2 separate regions of the Homo sapiens genome follow, and region 1 is linked to region 2. Evidence: read pairs that join two places in POLR2A ChIA-PET (ENCODE). Cell type or tissue: PC-9. All regions are shown on one strand. Region 1 overlaps STEAP1B (STEAP family member 1B). Region 2 overlaps RAPGEF5 (Rap guanine nucleotide exchange factor 5).

Region 1 (4,000 bases), 260 kb after region 2:
AGGCGATGGTATTAGGAGAGGGAGCCTTTGGGAGATGATTAGATCATGGGTAGAACCTTCATCAGTGGGATTGGTGTCCTTATAAAAGAGACTCTAGAGAGACCCCTCACCCCTTCTGCCATGTAAGGTTAGAGTGAGAAGATGGCTGTCTATGAGAAGTAGATCCTCGCCAGACACCAAATCTGCTTGTGCCTTGATTTTGAACTTCCAAGCCTCTAGAACTGTGAGAAATAAATTTCTGGGCTGGATGTGATGGCTCACGCTTCTAATCCCAGTGCTTTGGGAGGCTGAGGTGGGAAGATCATTTGAGGCCATGAGTTTGAGACCAGCCTTGGCAACATAGAGAAACCCTATACCTAATAAATAAATAAATAAATAAATAAATAAATAAATAAATAAATAAATAAAAGGTTAGCCAGCTGTAGTGGCATACACTTGTAGTCCCAGCTACTTGGGAGGCTAAGGTGGGAGGATCGCTTGAGCCCTGGAGGCAGAGGTTGCAGCCAGCTGAGATCATACCACTGACTCCAGCCTGGGCAACAGAGTGAGACTCTGTCTCTAAGGAAAAATAAATTCCATTGTTTACAGGCTACCCAGTTTATGGTATTTTGTGATAGCAGCCTGAACAAATGGACAGTCTTCATTCTACCCATATCTCTGTAATGAGCCCCTTCATTAAACTATGTGATTTGCCGTCTGTTTCCTTCCTAAACCTTGACTAGTACAATACCTGAATGAAAATTGAGAAATTACTACCCAGAAGAAAGGAGAACGGACACTAGGTAGCCAAAAAAACAGCAAATGTGTACCATGATCCACTACGGATTACATAGGTAAGCAATATTAAAGCACACACATGTACAATAGCAGCCTCGTCTCTTGTTAGAGAAATGCTCTCATAACTCCCTGACAGCAAAGAACTGCCAGTTGCTTCATGAGCTCAACCTCAGGTAGAAAAATACTCAGCCCTTCAGCTCTGCCGTTCCTGCCAGCAAATGCGGCCTGACTGCTCATAGGACATTTCAGTAATCAACTGGAAAATGAAAAATAGAAAAACACAGGGGGAAGAATGAGAAGAAAGAGAATCCCAGAATCTAACAGAACCTAAATGAGTTATTTCACCAAAAAAAAACAAAACAAAACCCAAAATCAAAAAGCAAACTTCGCAAGCTCCCATTCATTGCACCCCAAAAGACAGAGAACCTGGTAATTTGACCAGACTTCTGTAACAGCCACAGGACACCTTCCCCCAACTTACTATTTCAAGCCCTTCCACCCCCTCCACATAATGACTCATTGTAACCCCAGGGAGAGAGGATTTTCCTGCTCACAAAAGCACAAAGACAGGTTAGGCCAAACCAGTTTCAAGGAGAGGAGATCTATGTAGGAAAGGGGACCCAAATTGTAACAGCCACAGGACACCTTCCCCCAACTTACTATTTCAAGCCCTTCCACCCCCTCCACATAATGACTCATTGTAACCCCAGGGAGAGAGGATTTTCCTGCTCACAAAAGCACAAAGACAGGTTAGGCCAAACCAGTTTTAAGGAGAGGAGATCTATGTAGGAAAGGGGACCCAAATTGTGGATATTTGGGCCTGCCACATAGGAGAACTTCTATTGGGCAGGAAAGATTGCAAAGTATACCTATACAATTAGGAAGCGTATATTGGAAGATGTGAAAGGATAGACAGATTTAGGACTGTGCTATTCCAAAAAGCTACCCACCACTACTCATTCAGGAAAGAATGAGTCCTTGAACTGGTATAACTGGTTGTCAACTGAGATGAATTAAAGAACAAAACTGCTGGGCTTTGTCATGATGAACATGTGTGTATACGTATGTGTGTAAGATCATCCACCACCGATCACGTTCTCCTTTGTCCTCTCAACTCCTTTGCAGGTTCACAACAGTGTTATGGCGGGAGCAGGGAGGCACCTACATCCATTGGACCCATCCTGACAGCTGGGAAGGATGTGTCCAGCCACCCAGGGATGTGCATCTGGCACCCACCTCACAACAGCTGTTCTAACCACGTAAGAAGCACAAGGGTCACCGGTTACTCTCCATGAGAACAAAAGGCCAAGGATGCAGAGATAATTGCATCAAAGGGATTCAACTTCCTGGATGACCTCATTCCAAAGATCTGCAGAGCCCAGATAAGCATCCCAGGGTTCTGGCAGAGGGCCCCTCCAGGGACAGGAAGGGGACAGGAAGCCGGCTTTCCGTGTCTGTACCGCCTTCCTTGGGAAGGATAGGACACCTGTGGCCATCAAGTCATGATGCCCCATGCTGTCTCCCGCCAACTCCACAAGAAAGGCAAATGAGTGTCACATCGCCCCCAGAGTCATGACTCTGCTGATCCCACATGGGCCCCATAGAGGGCTTTTCCTTCTAGGTCTTCACCATAGATTTCTCATATTTTCATTTAAACAGATTTGTATGTAATTCTTGAATGTTTCCTTTCTTTCATATTCTCAAAAAATACATTAAGACTAGTAAGAATAGGTAAAAAAAAATTGGTACATCTCAGAAGATAATATGTGAGACTAATAGCTATAGTTTGCAATAAAGAAAATTAAATGAGGTTTCTAAGCACTTATGTATTTATTCTCTAAATGTTTTTGAGCCCTTTCTATGCCAGACACAACTCCAAGTCCAGAGACGGAAAGATAAAATGTTCCTTATGCTCGAAGAGCACATAGATTTGTTAGAAGTCATAGATACTTAAACAAATGATTATATAATAAGTTCTACAATGTAATTTTATCCTTGGGAATTCTGCTAATATTACAAGGAATAATAAATAGTCAAAATAAGAGTCCTTTATCAAAATTTATTTTTATACTGCTCAGTTTTGCCCTAGAATTTGTTAATTTATTCAATATTCTCAGCCCAAATCATTCTACAATGGTGGAAAGATTCTAAATCTATGCTGTCCAGTGGAGTAGCTACTAGCCACATGTGGCCAGAAGTACTTGAAATGTGACTAGTGTGACCGAGGAACTGAATTTTAAATTTTATTTAATTTTAACTCAGGTCAATGTAAATAGCCACATGTGGTTAACATAGTTCCAGAGTTCTAGTCCCAGATAGATCTGGCCAGATTTACCGAAACAAGTGAAGGTTAATCAATTGTGATTAAAATCAAGCAACACACCAATGTGAATGGCCAATGAACCATTCAAGAAAGAATCACCTGCCTGCCCACCTGCACCCACTCAACCTTGAATGTCTGGAAGAAAACGAGCCTGTTAGACACAGCAGGAAAGGAGGTGGAAAGTGTAACCATAAGGCAAGGTCAAGCAGCTCAAACAGAAGCACCAGGCACAAACAAACCACAGAGAAAAGCTGGAGGGACAGCACGAAGCTGGTGAGTGTCAAAACGAAAATAAAAGCAAGTTCAAGCTCAAGTCCAATTTTTAAACACTTGAGATTTTAGAAAAATAAGTAGAATCTAATCCAAAAGCCATTTATTGACAACCCTCCATCAGTAAATTTTTTCTGAACATTTTCTGTAGGCTCAGCACCAAGGGGGGTGGTTATTAAGAAGTCTATAGTAACATCAGTCTCCACCTTAAAGAATCTTAAAATTTGCTTGAGAGACCAAATGCATACACATAAAATCGTGAGAAACTGAGACAAGACAGTATTCAGTAAAGCACTCAATTGTATTTATTTAGCCACATCTAAAGCTCACCTGTGCACGATACGCACCGTGGGCAGAGAGGTAAAGAGAGAAGTGAGCGTAGGTTGCTCTCACCTGGATGGGCTTCATGGAGACCAGCAGGTGTGATATAAGACTCAATTCAAGTTAGCCTGGCCTCCATCTGCCTGCAGTAGCATCCTTTATCAGCTCCACCCTACTCCTGCTTCTGCCAGAATGACTTGCAGTTTCCTAATGTACCTGCCATCTCTCAAGCTGAGCCACTGCGTGGGCAGAACACGGTCTGGTGGACCCGCCTGGCATGCCCGGACTCTGGAGGTGCAGACTTGTGTT
Region 2 (4,000 bases):
CTGACCTCAAATGATCCACCCACCTCGGCCTCCCAAAGTGCTGGGATTACAGGCGTGAGCCACTGCGCCTGGCCAATTGAGGTTCTTTCGAAATAATCTGGCACAGGATCTTACATTTACTGACAATTTTCAACACAAGAAAATTTACTTTAATGTATTGCCTGTATTTAAAAATACTGCTAGGACAAATATATCAACCAGTGGCTGACAGGAGACATGCCTCTGTGTTCTGGTTCCAGAGCTGTTATTAGTGTTCTTTTCAATAACACACAGCTGCTTTCTTTCTCACACAGGTGAAAGGAAGACTCATGTTTTTGGGTCACAGAGAAAGGTTTGGTCAGCAACCATTTACTGAACTTCTGTGACTAAGGGATGACAACTGTGCCCTCTGCCATGGAGAATGGAAAGTTGTTCACAGAGCTTGGGAATCTGATTGGTGAGATAATTAAATGACCACATAAGGCATCCTCCACACCCCAGGCTGATGAATATCACACTCCTGTGAATGTCTGGGCAGTCCTCCACACCCCAACCCCTACCCAGCATATGTCATTGGCCTTGAGTCACCTAAGATGTTCCTATCAAGTTGTTTTCCATGTAAGTGCCAGGATGCTGAAGTTCCTTTATTCCTACTCAAACTTTATTTTGTCTTTATTTTCTAGGGAGCCCCAAATTTGTTTTGAACCATATCTATCTGGCCATGCACCAGGTAGCCAGAGTGGCTTCAATGGGCAAGGAGAAAAAGTAAGGGAGGAAAATGATAGCGGCCTCGCTAGTTAAATATACTCAAAACAGCCACCCTTTATTGACCACAAACTGTGCCAGTGCTAATGATAATCACGGAATCACCACCCAACATTCCACACCTGTTAACACTAAGGGCTTTACCTACATGGCCTGCGCCCCTCATATCCACCCTAGAAGGTAGGTTGCACATTATCTTTTTTGAGGTGACAGCACTGAGGCTGAGATGAATAAAGAGAATAACCACCCAGGGCTCCTCAGCAAGATGATGTCTGAAGGGCCTAAGTCCCAGCCCTGGTTCTTTCATTACACTATGCTCTCCCGAGAGTGTGGACCCAAATAACCCATCCGGTTTAGGGGAAAAGAAAATGCAGGAAAGTAACAGAATCTCCAGGTTTGGAAGCGGGAGTAGAGTCATAGACACAAGAAGGTGGTCTTTCATTGGTCTTAAATCACCAAAGATGCCCCTATAAAGTTGTTTCCTAAGTGCCAGGATGCTGGAGTTCCTTTATTCCTACTCAAATTTTATTTTGTTTTTTATTTTCTAGTGGACACCTGGCCATAGCAAATAGATACGAGATCAGCCAATTTGCTTTTCAAAAGGTAGAACTGACAATCACGTGGAAGGACTGAAATGGTCCACAAATTCCTAATGTTTTTAAGACTGACCAGTTACACATATTTATATTTTTTAAAATTGAAATGTAAAGGTAAAAACTAAAAAAATTGTTTACAAAAGGCCAAATCATAAAATTCTTCCCTCCTTTCTAGATGAATTCTCTATATGAAAGATTATACTGAAAAAAAACCATTTTTCTACTCTCAACACATCAACTGAGTTTCCTATAATTCAATTCTGACACTACCTGGAGATAGCACAGACCTCACAGACCAGGGGCTCAATCCCACAAGACTGCATCCCACTTCAGATGCCAATCACAAGTCTCAGGTTGTCACCTGTACTTCTGACCAGTGGGCTCTATATCAGGGTTCTCACAACCACCCTCTGCGGTCTGACAAGTACCTGTTAAGGGCTCACTAAACTCAGGGAAACATTTACTTACACTTACTGCTTTATTATAAAGGAGATGAAGATGAACAGTCAGGTGAGTAGTTACACAGCATGAGGTCTAAAAAGGTCCTGAGCACAGAAGCCTCTGTTTCCGTGGGGTTTGGGTTCACTATCTTCATGGCACATGGATGTGTTCACCGACCTGGAAGCTCTCTGAATTTCATTGTTTAGAGTTTTTATAGAAGCTTCATTAGGTAGGCATGATTGATTAAATCATGGACCACTGGTGATTAAGTCAATCTCCATCTCCCTCCCCTCCCCAGACGTTGAGGGCTGGGACCAAAAGCTCTATCCCTCTAGTCATGCCTTGTCTTTCTGGCAACCAGCTCCCATCCTGAAGCTATCTAGGGACCCCAGCCACCAGTCATCATATTAGCATACAAAAAGATTCTCCTATCACTCTAGACATTCCAAAGGTCTTAGAAACTCTTGTGTTAAGAATAAGTGATTAAAACCAAATACTAAAACAAAAGATGCTCCTATCACTTCTATCACTCATGAAATTCCATGGTTTTAAGAGCTCCAGCCCAGTGGCAGAGACCAAGTATGTATTTCTTATTATGTCACAATAATAGAATATTATATACAATTAGATACTAAAATCTACTCTATAAGAGTAGATTTATTAATTTGTGCCATTGTTTAAATAATACTTCTTCCAAGCAATAATATATGGAATATTTCTTAGTTCATGTTTAATTTCTTATATGAAAAATGTTTCTAACAATGACAAGAATTTAGAGTGAATGATGTATAATTCTCAAACATGAAATCAACAGCTCAAATCAGACATAAGAAAAGTACTTATAGCTAACTAAACCTTGCATGCTAAGCATATGTAAGATTATTCTAAATATTCACTTGTTGAGGAGGATATCAGAGATAATCCAAACCACTTCACAGGCTTTTTAAAAAAATGACTATGTCAGAGGCATTTGAGCCAGAGTGACTCCATCTTGAATAGGGGCTGGGTAAAATAAGGCTGATACCTACTGGGCTGCATTCCCAGAAGGTTAAGGCATCCTAAACCACAGGGTGAGATAGTACGTCTGCACAAGGTACAGGTCACAAAGATCTTGCTGATAAAACAACATGTGGTAAAGAAGCCAGCCAAATCCCACCAAAACCAAGATAGTGACAAATGTGACCGCCAGTTGTTCTCACTGCTCATCACATGCTAATTATGATACAATCGCATGCTAAAAGACACTCCCACCAGCACTATGACAATTTACAAATGCCATGGCAACAATCAGGAAGTTACCACATATGTTCTAAAAAGGGGAGGAACGTTGAGTCTCAGAAAAACTCATGAATAACCCACCCCTTGTTTATCATATAATCAAGAAATAACTATAAGTATCCTTAGTCCAGCAGCTCAAGCTGCTGCTCTGCCTATGGAGTAGCCATTCTTTCGTTTCTCTACTTCTCTAACAAAGTTGCTTTCACTTTACTCTATGGGTTCGCCTTGAATTACTTCTTGCGTGAGACACAAAGACCCTCTCTTGGGGTCTGAATCAGGACCCCTTTCCCTTGACAATTATACAATGCGTTAAAACATAGTATGTCCATATTTCTTTGAAGAAACAAATACATAATTATGGTATTGGGTCTACAATATCAAAACAAACTTAACATAAGCTTCTATTTACAAAATTACATGCCATTTGCCCCTTTTTTGGGAATCAAACTTTGATTTTTTCTCCCTGGGCATGTTGCTCCCCTGATATTTTAAAGTCACAACAAAACAATATACAATATATTTGCCAGCTTCACTTGCAGCTAGATGTGGCCACAAGACTAAGTTTTGGTCCATGAGGTAAAAGCAGAAGCCGTGTGTGACGGGCAAGTGTGCTCTTCATGACTTTCTTCATCCTGCTGCCTGGACAGTTATGCTAGTGTCCATCAGGGCCCAGGAAATCAAGTTCAAATAAGGAATCTCAGAACTGACTGATATCAGAGTGGCTTTATCGGCTGCGGACTGTATTTCTCCATACTTATTTTCACATGAGAGAGAAATACATTTATACCATGTTTAAATCATCATTAGAGCTTTTCTGTTATATGCAGCTGTGCCTACTCACAAATAACACATGTACACTGAAAATTTCCAGAAGCTCAAGTACACGATCTGCAATATGATATGGTTCTCAATTTTCTCAATTATCAAAAGTAGGAAAGGTA

What was found. Peaks named below come from ENCODE experiments on the same cell type or tissue, not always from the same donor. Only the 100,000 strongest peaks of a DNase experiment are listed, where the experiment ranks them.
Region 1: POLR2A ChIA-PET joins it to region 2 with 5 read pairs; 2 of 35 experiments call an interaction of 5 or more read pairs at or near these places.

Annotation. Positions count from the first base shown.
Region 1 is chr7:22,432,016-22,436,015 of GRCh38, forward strand. The region is part of intron 4 of STEAP1B (STEAP family member 1B); the gene reads right to left. Among named protein-coding and RNA genes, the nearest start is that of STEAP1B, 66 kb to the right of the region's middle. RefSeq lists enhancers at 2,015-2,309, 2,083-2,227 and a cis regulatory region at 2,147-2,164. In PC-9, no CTCF peak of the experiment used is centred here; DNase peaks (open chromatin) are centred at 1,796 and 2,116; H3K4me3 peaks cover 433 bases; H3K27ac peaks cover 2,943 bases.
Region 2 is chr7:22,176,757-22,180,756 of GRCh38, forward strand. All of the region lies in intron 11 of RAPGEF5 (Rap guanine nucleotide exchange factor 5), which reads right to left. Among named protein-coding and RNA genes, the nearest start is that of RAPGEF5, 180 kb to the right of the region's middle. RefSeq lists an enhancer at 1,988-2,490. In PC-9, no CTCF peak of the experiment used is centred here; no DNase peak of the experiment used is centred here.